Regions from separate parts of the Homo sapiens genome. Here region 1 is linked to region 2. A link is a contact called in ENCODE Hi-C or POLR2A ChIA-PET data. All regions are on one chromosome and are shown on one strand. Each heading gives the region's core, a stretch centred on a gene start or an enhancer-like site at or near the end of the contact. The rest is flanking DNA. Distances are from core to core; before and after follow the strand shown. Region 1 overlaps FOXP1 (forkhead box P1). Region 2 overlaps FOXP1 (forkhead box P1).

What was found. A loop is a pair of places that touch in the nucleus more often than their neighbours do. ChIA-PET counts read pairs that join two places held with the same protein, here RNA polymerase II (POLR2A). Pooled maps may share reads with other maps.
Region 1: a loop to region 2 is called in a pooled map, with 3 times the contacts of the local background. The contact joins two enhancer-like sites. A Hi-C loop is called at or near these places in 1 of 168 maps with a recorded cell type or tissue (heart left ventricle), 2 of 37 single-sample maps with no recorded cell type and 5 of 50 pooled maps. POLR2A ChIA-PET finds 5 or more read pairs at or near these places in 1 of 52 experiments (OCI-LY7).

The regions. Positions count from the first base shown.
Region 1 is chr3:71,395,101-71,399,612 of GRCh38, reverse strand. All of the region lies in intron 3 of FOXP1 (forkhead box P1), which reads left to right. Among named protein-coding and RNA genes, the nearest start is that of FOXP1-AS1, 110 kb to the right of the region's middle. RefSeq lists an enhancer at 1-1,937. Within about 2 kb of position 1,257, at least 4 of the 41 ENCODE cell types and tissues checked have a DNase peak (open chromatin) inside an H3K27ac peak, as active enhancers do.
Region 2 is chr3:71,150,223-71,154,878 of GRCh38, reverse strand. The region is part of intron 6 of FOXP1 (forkhead box P1); the gene reads left to right. Among named protein-coding and RNA genes, the nearest start is that of FOXP1-AS1, 140 kb to the left of the region's middle. Within about 2 kb of position 1,883, at least 3 of the 41 ENCODE cell types and tissues checked have a DNase peak (open chromatin) inside an H3K27ac peak, as active enhancers do.

The DNA of each region.
Region 1 (4,512 bases), core at 8-2,507, 250 kb before region 2:
CTTTCCCTGCCCTGGTTGTCAGTAGTGCTTCCGTCTGGGTGAATGTTGGAACTATGTTCTGTGTGCAATCTGGGAGTTGATTTTTATCGACTTTAGTGAAATGCATAGGATTTTAGAACTTCAGGTATACCCAAATAGCTGCTTATTTTGAAACTTGCTTGAATTTCTTGTTTCTAAAATGTATGGTGGGAGATGGTGGAATAAAGGGTATTTTATACTTTCCTTAAGTGTAGTCACCTTTTCTTAAATTTCTGGTTTGTAGTTTTGTTTCTTCATGACTTGGGAGCTTTAGAGAATGTATCATACTGTGAAGTTGTTTGACTCCTTTAGAGATGTGTCTGAGTGTGTTTTGTGTGTATATACACACATACATATGTATACACCTAAACCTATGTACATACCTGTATATCTACACATATACACATATGTGTATGTACACACATAGACACACGTATGGTTGTTAAATTTCATAAACCCAAATAATTCAAGTTTCTTTCCTAACACAGAAAGTCACTTCTACGAACAGTTGAAAAATAAATATTATAATCAGCGAGGCATCACAAATAACTTTTATGTCTAAATCAAGCTATTAAATGCTTTTTTATTTTTAAGTAGATAGGGGAATAAAATAGCTGTATAGTTCATAAAGTGGTGTGCCATTACTGCCTGCTGTGCCCAAGAATTATGCCAGCTTTTTACACTCATGAAGTAAAAGCGGATTAGAACTGTGATCAATGTATTATCCTATATATCTTATTTTGCATTGTATTTCCTTTTTGAGCACCTTTGTAGACTAAATGGCTACTAATGACATAATTACAATTGTTTGTCACCACCATAATGCATGATTTCCTATCTCATCATGAAGATGTAAGTTAGATAAAGGAGGAGTTTTGGCAGGAAGACAAAGTGCAGTGATTTATTAAAGGCCAGATGTGGTTGTTAAAAGCTTTTCTACAGAAGGCACAATTGAGTGATGTGAAATGGGAGCAAAATCACTCTGCACCCCCAGCCCGTGGTTCTTGGTGTGAGTGACATAGTTGCTTCTGGAAGCATGACAAATGAGCCACATGTTTTATTGTTGTGTACAAATTTTATGTTGGAATTTAAACAGGGTGAAAAGGGTTCACATTAGCTTATACCAGCAAAGTAGGTGTTTAAAGGAAGCTAATGAGACTAAAGGGCTGGCGATGTTTTCAGCGTGCTTAGTGCTTCATAGCAAGAACTGAAATATCTTATGTTTCTGTCAAGTTTCAAAGAGGGAAAATCCCAGCACTGTTTTAAAAAAATGAGAGTGGTTAATATGAGAATTCAAAGAAATCAGAAGCAAGTGGAGACAAGATATTACTTAAGCACTGTTGACATACATATTGCACACATCGACTTGACATATATACAATCAGATTAGATAGATGCTTCTAAGGAAAGAGGCACAATTTCTGGTTTTAGCATTATTTGCACACACAAAGCTCTGTTAAAATAATGTTAAGACATTGGAGTGTTAGAAGCTATGAGTGGTACGAAGAGTGTTTTCAAGCTTTTGGAGGAGGATAAAAAAAGAAAATGGTTGTATCTTAAAAGCTATTCTGTGGACAGAAGGTAGTGATCTTTCTGGTTTTCCTTCCTTCCTCTCCCCTTCTCTCTCTTTCCCCACTCTCTCTGCTTCTTCCTTCTTTCCCTGTCTCTACCTTCTCCCTCCTTCCCTTGCATCCCTGTAAAATGTTATACGGAGAACAGTTAAACTGTAGGATTAGGTCTGTCTGTACAGCTTGGGACCTGGAATTATACTAGACATAGGAACTTTCCTGCCTTTTCCAGTGTAGATGGAGAAATTATTCTAAATGGTATAAGTTGAAGACTTCAAAGGTTTCTAGATTAACTCTGTGAAATCAGTGAGAGCTTTGGTGGGGTTTTCCTTCCTTGTCCTCTCAGCTGAAAATATGGGGTCCTCCTATTGTTTTCTCCCATAGTACTGCAGACTTGATAGCTCTTGTAGACTTGACCATACATTGTAATTATATGTCTATTTGTAAAATCATTTGTTTAACATTTATTTCCCAGTGTTCAGTCTGTAAGTTCCACAGAGGCAAAAACTGGCCCCAAGGCCCGTCGCATTGCCTGGCACATAATGTACATTTGGAAAGTATTTGTTGAACAATCCAAAGAACCGCAGGCAGCAATACCTACATTCAGGATATCACTTGGAAAAACTAGCAAAATCCATCCAGATAAAACGTTCCCAGATTATAAATGCTCATCCACATAATCTGTGGAGCAGTTCAGATGGCTCTTTTGCAACTTTCTTAAAGTTTGGAACTTTGGAATCCAGTTAGATCTCGTTCCTTCCGAATGGGTTTTTGCCTCCTAAGCTCTCTTCATGCAATTCCAGGGACTGCCACTTGATGGCTTAGACAATTTAAAATATAAAGTGGGAAAGGTACACGTGCTTCCAACCCTGCCTAGACTCTGCTGGTTCCATTTAAATGTGTATATATACACATATATATATATGTATATATATATATACACATATATATGTATATATATATACACATATATATGTGTATATATATATACACATATATATGTATATATATATATATACACATATATATGTGTATATATATACACATATATATATATACACACATATATATATATACACATATATATATGTGTATATATATATATATACACACATATATATGTTCCTTATGACTCATACATTGAACCTTATACGGAGATGAATACAGTTGAAGTACAGGGAGTAAAGTTTCGGAGAAATAAAACACTTAGAATCAGGGCTGTATTCGTGGGTGTGAGACATGCCCAATCTCACAAGACCTGACGCTTAGAAGGGACCCACACTTGGTTTAATGCTCTGCTGTTGCTGTCTTCTTAAACATTTTTTAAAATTTTGAACAAGGGGTCCCAAGTGTTCATTATGCCACGGGCCCCATAAATTATGTAGTCAGTCTGAACTGGAATTTGTGTTACTTGAAGGTAGGTTGCTTTAGGCCTGATCTTAGCTGACCATGGCTCCTTTAGGAGTCTTTGTTTAGTGCTTGGTAGGAAGCTTGTTCCCACGGGACAAGCCTGTGGGTTAAGAGCTTGGCTTTGACTCAGACTTCCTGGGTCAAATCCTGGCTCTGCAACTGGGTCAGTTACTTAAACTTTCCAAGCCCAGTTTCCTCATTTACAAAATGGAGATGATAATAGTGTGTCTGCTTCCTAGACTTGAGTTGATTAAACTAACGTCCCAGGTGCACGTCTTAGGGCTGAGCACTGCATTTCTGCTAGGTATGGTTGCAATCATCGGGCACCACATTCCTGGTTACACCTGACACTTACTGAGCTTCCTGCTCTCTGTGGCAGCTCCAAAAGTTTCAGGATTCTTGCCCTGCTTTGATGCTCTACTGTTCCAGCACTCAAGGTTCTGTGTAGTCCGGTAGCAGAGTTCAAGTTAGACTGAACTCTAAGACTTGACTCAGCTCTGCCCTATCCCTCCTCCTGAATGAGGCTCTAGCTGCTCTTCTTTAAGCCTTCTCTTTTATGTTAGATGATTAATTAATATGGAAAGGAATTGTGTAACTAAACTTTGCATTTTTGTAACCCATCTCTGTTTCCTGGTGGGTGCAAAGATGCCTCTTATTCGATATATCATTAAAGAAACCAGTCTTTTTTTCTGCAGAGCATTTATAATATATTTTAATATAGCCAAGTCATTCATAACCAACCCCCCCATTAATTACAGGAAATTTGCGCAACATTGACCATATCAAAGGACTCTACATTATAAAGAGGAGAATACATTATTGGAGACCGATATGATGTGGGATATGATTCATTCATTCATTTAGCAATTATTTATTGAAGACTTTGTGTGTGCCAGGCAGTGTTGTACGTACTGGGAATATAACTGTTAACAAGACTGCCAAGAACCTTGCTGTTGTGTTGCTGGTATTCTAGTAGGGTACAGATACTAAACAAACAACAAAGAACAGTATCAGAGGAAAGTGCTGTGCAGAGAAATAAAACAGAATGATGAAATAAGGAGTGCCCCTGGGCCAGTTTAGATGAGGTACCCAGGTAAGGCTTCTCAGAGGAGGTGACTTTTGAGCTGAGGTCTGAATGGCAAGAAGGAGGCAGCCAGGAGCAGCTTGGAAGAGAAGCATTCCAGACTTAGGGAACAACCAGTGTTCAGACCCTGGGGTATCATGAACTGGGTGGGTCTGAGGAACAGAAAAAAGGCATACAAGATGGAGAGCAGAAACACTCAAGGCAGCAGAACTAGTTGGGGCCTGATCTTACAGACTTTGGAAACCAGGGTCGCAAGACGCCGAGCTTTATTCTTCTACCTATTACTTTAATGCTAAAAGGGAACTAGGAATCTGTTCAGTCATGAGCCAAATAATAGAATCAGTGAAACAGTCTCCAGATATTAACTAGGGGGAAGTAGATGGTTTTGTCTGGATTATCCAGTTCAATTTTTTTTTTTTTTTTTTTTTTTTT
Region 2 (4,656 bases), core at 634-3,133:
AAACAACCCACCCTTTGGCTCCTGTTATGTTGTCTTCCAGCTGCTAGTAATGGAATTGGGACAGCTAATGTTCCCTGAGAGCCATGGGGAACCAGGCAGTGTGCTTTTCAGGAACTGTCTTACTTTATCCTCACAACAATCCCAAAAGGAAAAACCTAGTTTTATCTCTATTTAATAGCTGCAGTGACTGAGGCACCGCAAGGTTAGGTGACTTGCCCAAGGTCACACAGCGAAGCATTGAGCCCGGGCAGTCCAGCTCTAGAGCCGTGTTCTTTGCCTCCGCCCAATATTGTCCACCAGTGAGGAGAAGACGGAACCAAAGAACCAACAGTGAATGAATACTAACAGGAATCCTGGCTTTCATGGACATCTATTCTTGTGATTTGACAGTGTATATGTGAGATACTTCCTCTTAGAATGCTTTTTCTAATTCATACAGTAGGCTTAAATATGTCATGGTTTTAGAGTTTTCCTTAAGGAATACGTTGATTCCCAGGCACATTACAGTCTGAATCAGTCTTAAGAAATTCCAGGATAGAGGTGGAAGAAGTTTTAGTAAATTGTTGTGCAGCATGGTGACCGCAGTTAATAATAATGTATTATATATTTCAAAATTGCTGAAAGAGGAGATTTCAAATGTTCTCACCACACCCACACACACAAAAAAATGATAAGTAGGTGAGGTGATGGATATATTAACTAGCTTAATTTAATTTTTCTCAAAATATCACATTATATTTCATAAATACATTCAATTATTATTAGTCAATTGCAAAAAAAAAGAAGAAGAAGAAGAAGAAGAATGCAAAGGGGAAAAACAAAATTCCATAGAGTTATATGAGAACAAATAGATTACACAATATCTAGACCACAATAAATGTTTGCTTTGTGTTTGAGGGCCTTGTGTCAATTGTACATAATCACTATGGACCTAGTATGCTACGTGTCATATGTGTATAGTAGGGGCCCAATAAATGTTATTCATTAATGTTTATTGCCGTACCTCTGAAAACACACCTTTAGAAAGGAAAGTATACAGTATTTACAATTTACTGTCATTTATTCCATTAGGTTGTCTGACTTGTGATGTGGAGGTGCTATCTCATCAGGTATGATTGTCTCTTAGAATAATTCCCTTTGATCAGAGTGGAGCTTTGAGTGGATTTATTTTGTTAAGCTGGAATCCACCTCTTTAGGTTAATGTGACACACCTACATACACCCCAGCAGATACAACAGGGCCATTCCATGATGTGTATCTTCAGTTGTCATTTCATGTTTAACCAAGAGGATTAGAAGGCATTGATGTATTAATAGCTTTTTTTTTTTTTTTTCTCAAGCATGGTACTAATTCTTAGGTGGGGTCAAGATGATTGCGGGGGGCAGTGGGGGCAGCCTGTGGTCAACGTTCAAAGCCTTCCAGTCATTTAGAAAGTTGAAATGTGCTTGGTGCTGGGCTAGAATCATTAGGAGGAAATAGCTGCAAACCTGGAAACGTCCCTGGAGAATACTTAATTCAGGAATAAAGGTTTGGATTGATGAGGGCTAAAATAAAACTTGGCAGCGACAGCATTCTAGTAACTTTTAGCCACTTCTCCCCATCTCACTGGGGTATTCCTGCTGGTATATTCACTAGCCTGAGCTCTGCTCCTGAGAGGGCTGCAGGAGCTGGGTGGGTTGGGAGACACAGGTGTGTGGGAGGCGCCTTCACCAAGTGCCGCACAATTGCCGGGTACCCCTCTGTGCCTTTAACTGGTCGGTAAACAGAAAGCAGGATGTGCTTATCTGAATAGTGACAACAGTTGCAAGCACTCAGTCACAAAGTTCAGCATTCTGGCTTTAGATGGACCAGCGTGGGGCTCTGGAAGCTGGTGACTTGGGAGTGCCTGCCGTACACATGGGTGGGGAAGGGATGGAAAGTTTGTCAAGGACTTGCCGAGTTATTAAGCAAAGACTCTGTAAGTGCGTCAGAATGGGAAGGCAGCTCAGAACCTTTCCACTCCACCCTTTTTGTTGTTGGAAATAGGTAAACTGAGGCCAGTGAACAGGAATGTGTATTTCAATAATACCAAAGCTAACTTCTATCACTGTGAGTTGTGTGCCAGGCCCTGGGTTCACTGCCTTCTGAGTGTTGTCTCTTTTAATCTCTGCCACAGCTCTGTGGGGTAAGCACTGGTGTTATACCCATTTTTCAGATAAGGAAACAGAGCCTCAGAGAGTCAGGTTACTTCCTCAAGGTCATAGAACTAGTAAGTCACAGACCTAGGGCACAGGAGCAGGTCTGTGTGGGGGTCAGAGCCACAGCTGTCCCCCACACGCTGGGGGCCTCCTCCACAAAGCGGTTTCAGGTGGGGCTCAGCCCACCTCTGGGGGAACCCATTCATATACTATGCAAGGTTTCACAGGTGTGTGAATTCATTTTCCATTGCTGCGTAATAAATTACCACAAACTTAATAGCTTCAAACAACACATATCTGTCATTCCACAGTTTCTGTGGAGGCCAGGCCTGGTTTTCCTGAGTTCTCTGCTCAGAGTCTCACAAATCTGTACTCAGGGGGTCAGCCTGATTATGGTCCCACCTGAGGCTTGGGATCCCCTTCCAAACTCACTAACTGTTGGTGGAATTCAATTCATGCAGGGAGAGCACTGAGGCTGCAAGCTCATGGAGACCACCCACTGTTTCCTATGTGTGGCCCTCTCCACAACACAGCCCTTTGCTTCTTCAAAACCCAACCAAAGAATCTCTGTCTTCAGGAACAGCCTCCGACCCTCTTTGAAGGGGCTCACCTAATTAGGCCAGGCCCACAGAGGAAAAGCTCTCTTTTGATTAACTCAGAGTCAACTGATTAGGGACTTTATACCTGCAAAATCTCTTTTGCCACACAGCATAACTTAATCAAAGGAATGTATTCCATCCCATTCATGGATCCTGCCCATACTCAAGGGAAGGCCATAATACAAGCATATGGTCATTAGGGGCCATCTTAGTCACTACTGTTCGTGGATTGTTCTCCAGCTTCCTGGAGGAGAGGAGAGCAGGAGACAGAGCTAAGAGTGTTTGTAAAATAGGGCAGTGGGAAAAGGTAGGTCTTGTGAGTAGCAGGCTACTTAAGATGCCTAGTGGGTCTAAATGTCAAATGCTATTGGCAGATTTTCCGTGCAAGGTATGACCAAAAAATAATTATTTCATTAACTTTGTGCAAAAAAAAAAAAAAAAATGTTTTAGACATGCATCCTCTCGACTAAAGGGAGTTCATTTTGCCAAACTACTGGACTTCACACCTGTGTCTTTCTATCTAGTGCAGAGGTGGCTATATCCCTTGCCCTTGAAATGTTCCTTCGTGTTTCTTCCCAAGTGGTTACTTTTACAAACTCCTTAATAAAAAAGAAGGAAGGGACACATTTAGTGGTCTTTGGGCAGGCAGGCAGATGAGCAGCATTCAGAATCTCTTTGTCCTGTTTCCCCACAATCATAAGTGCTCCCCCAATACAACTTTGTTCCCACATTGAACTAGGCAGTGTTCCTATTATATAAATCCTGACGCGCGTAGTGAAAGCTGCCAATTTAACTTATATGGGTGAGAGTCCGGGTCTTCGCAAAAGAAGATCAATAAAATACAGCATGAATGTCCACTCATGACGTGTACCTTGCAAGAACTTGGCTATATTAATCTCTCAAATAAGTCTGTGCTCCCAGGTAGCAGTATTCCCATTTCACAGTTGAGAAGGCTGAGACTCAGATGAGTTAAATAACTGGCTCTTTGTTACATGGTAACAAGGGGCTAAGAAGGAATTTGCACAGGTGTGGTAGGTGCTAAAGCCAGTGCTCTTAAACCAGTAAGGTAAGCAGCTGGAATATTGGCGATAATTTTCAGACTTGGAGCCTACTCTTGACCCCCATATGCCTTCCCTTTGTCTTTCCAGTATTCCAAATATCTTACAATCTAGGAAGTTGAAAGATGGGGACATGGCAACTGGCTTCACAGGGCCAGTATCCTGGGGAATACGAAAAGAGGAAAAAAGAGACCGTAACGGGGTAGACAACAAAACACCGCCATGCCACATACTTAACGTTGAACTAGAGGAAAACTCTATTACAAGCGATACTTCTAATCTGCTTGCGGTAAAGATTCATAACTGGAAAATAAGCATGTGACAGTTCTGCATTTGAGTGTAAACTTAACTCATTAATTTAAATTAGAGTGCTTTTTTTTAACAAAGGGGAAATTCTAGTAATAATAATAAGTAATGGCTGTTGTAGAGAATGTAAAAAGATGTTAGAAATTTGTGCTTTGGGAAGTTGGAGGGTGTTAAGGATTAATTTTCACTCACAGAGATCAAAAAGGTCTCGATGAGTAAGATAAGTATCGAGTTTCAGGGTTGTTGTGTTTTTTTCACCTCCTGCCAGACTGTCTGAAACTTATCTCAAGTATCATGGTAAAAAGAGAAGTGGCGGATAGACACAAAAATGTAATAGATATATTCTAGGGGTAGAATATGAACTGCCTTTCTAAATGCATATCAGAAGGAGAATTTATTCCAGTTGAGTAGGTTTAATGATATAATTTTACCATATTAAACCATAATTGCTCTTTAAAGGAAAATAGAGATGCATGCATTGCCACTGCCAGGGCATCCCACTCCATCCAAATAGCA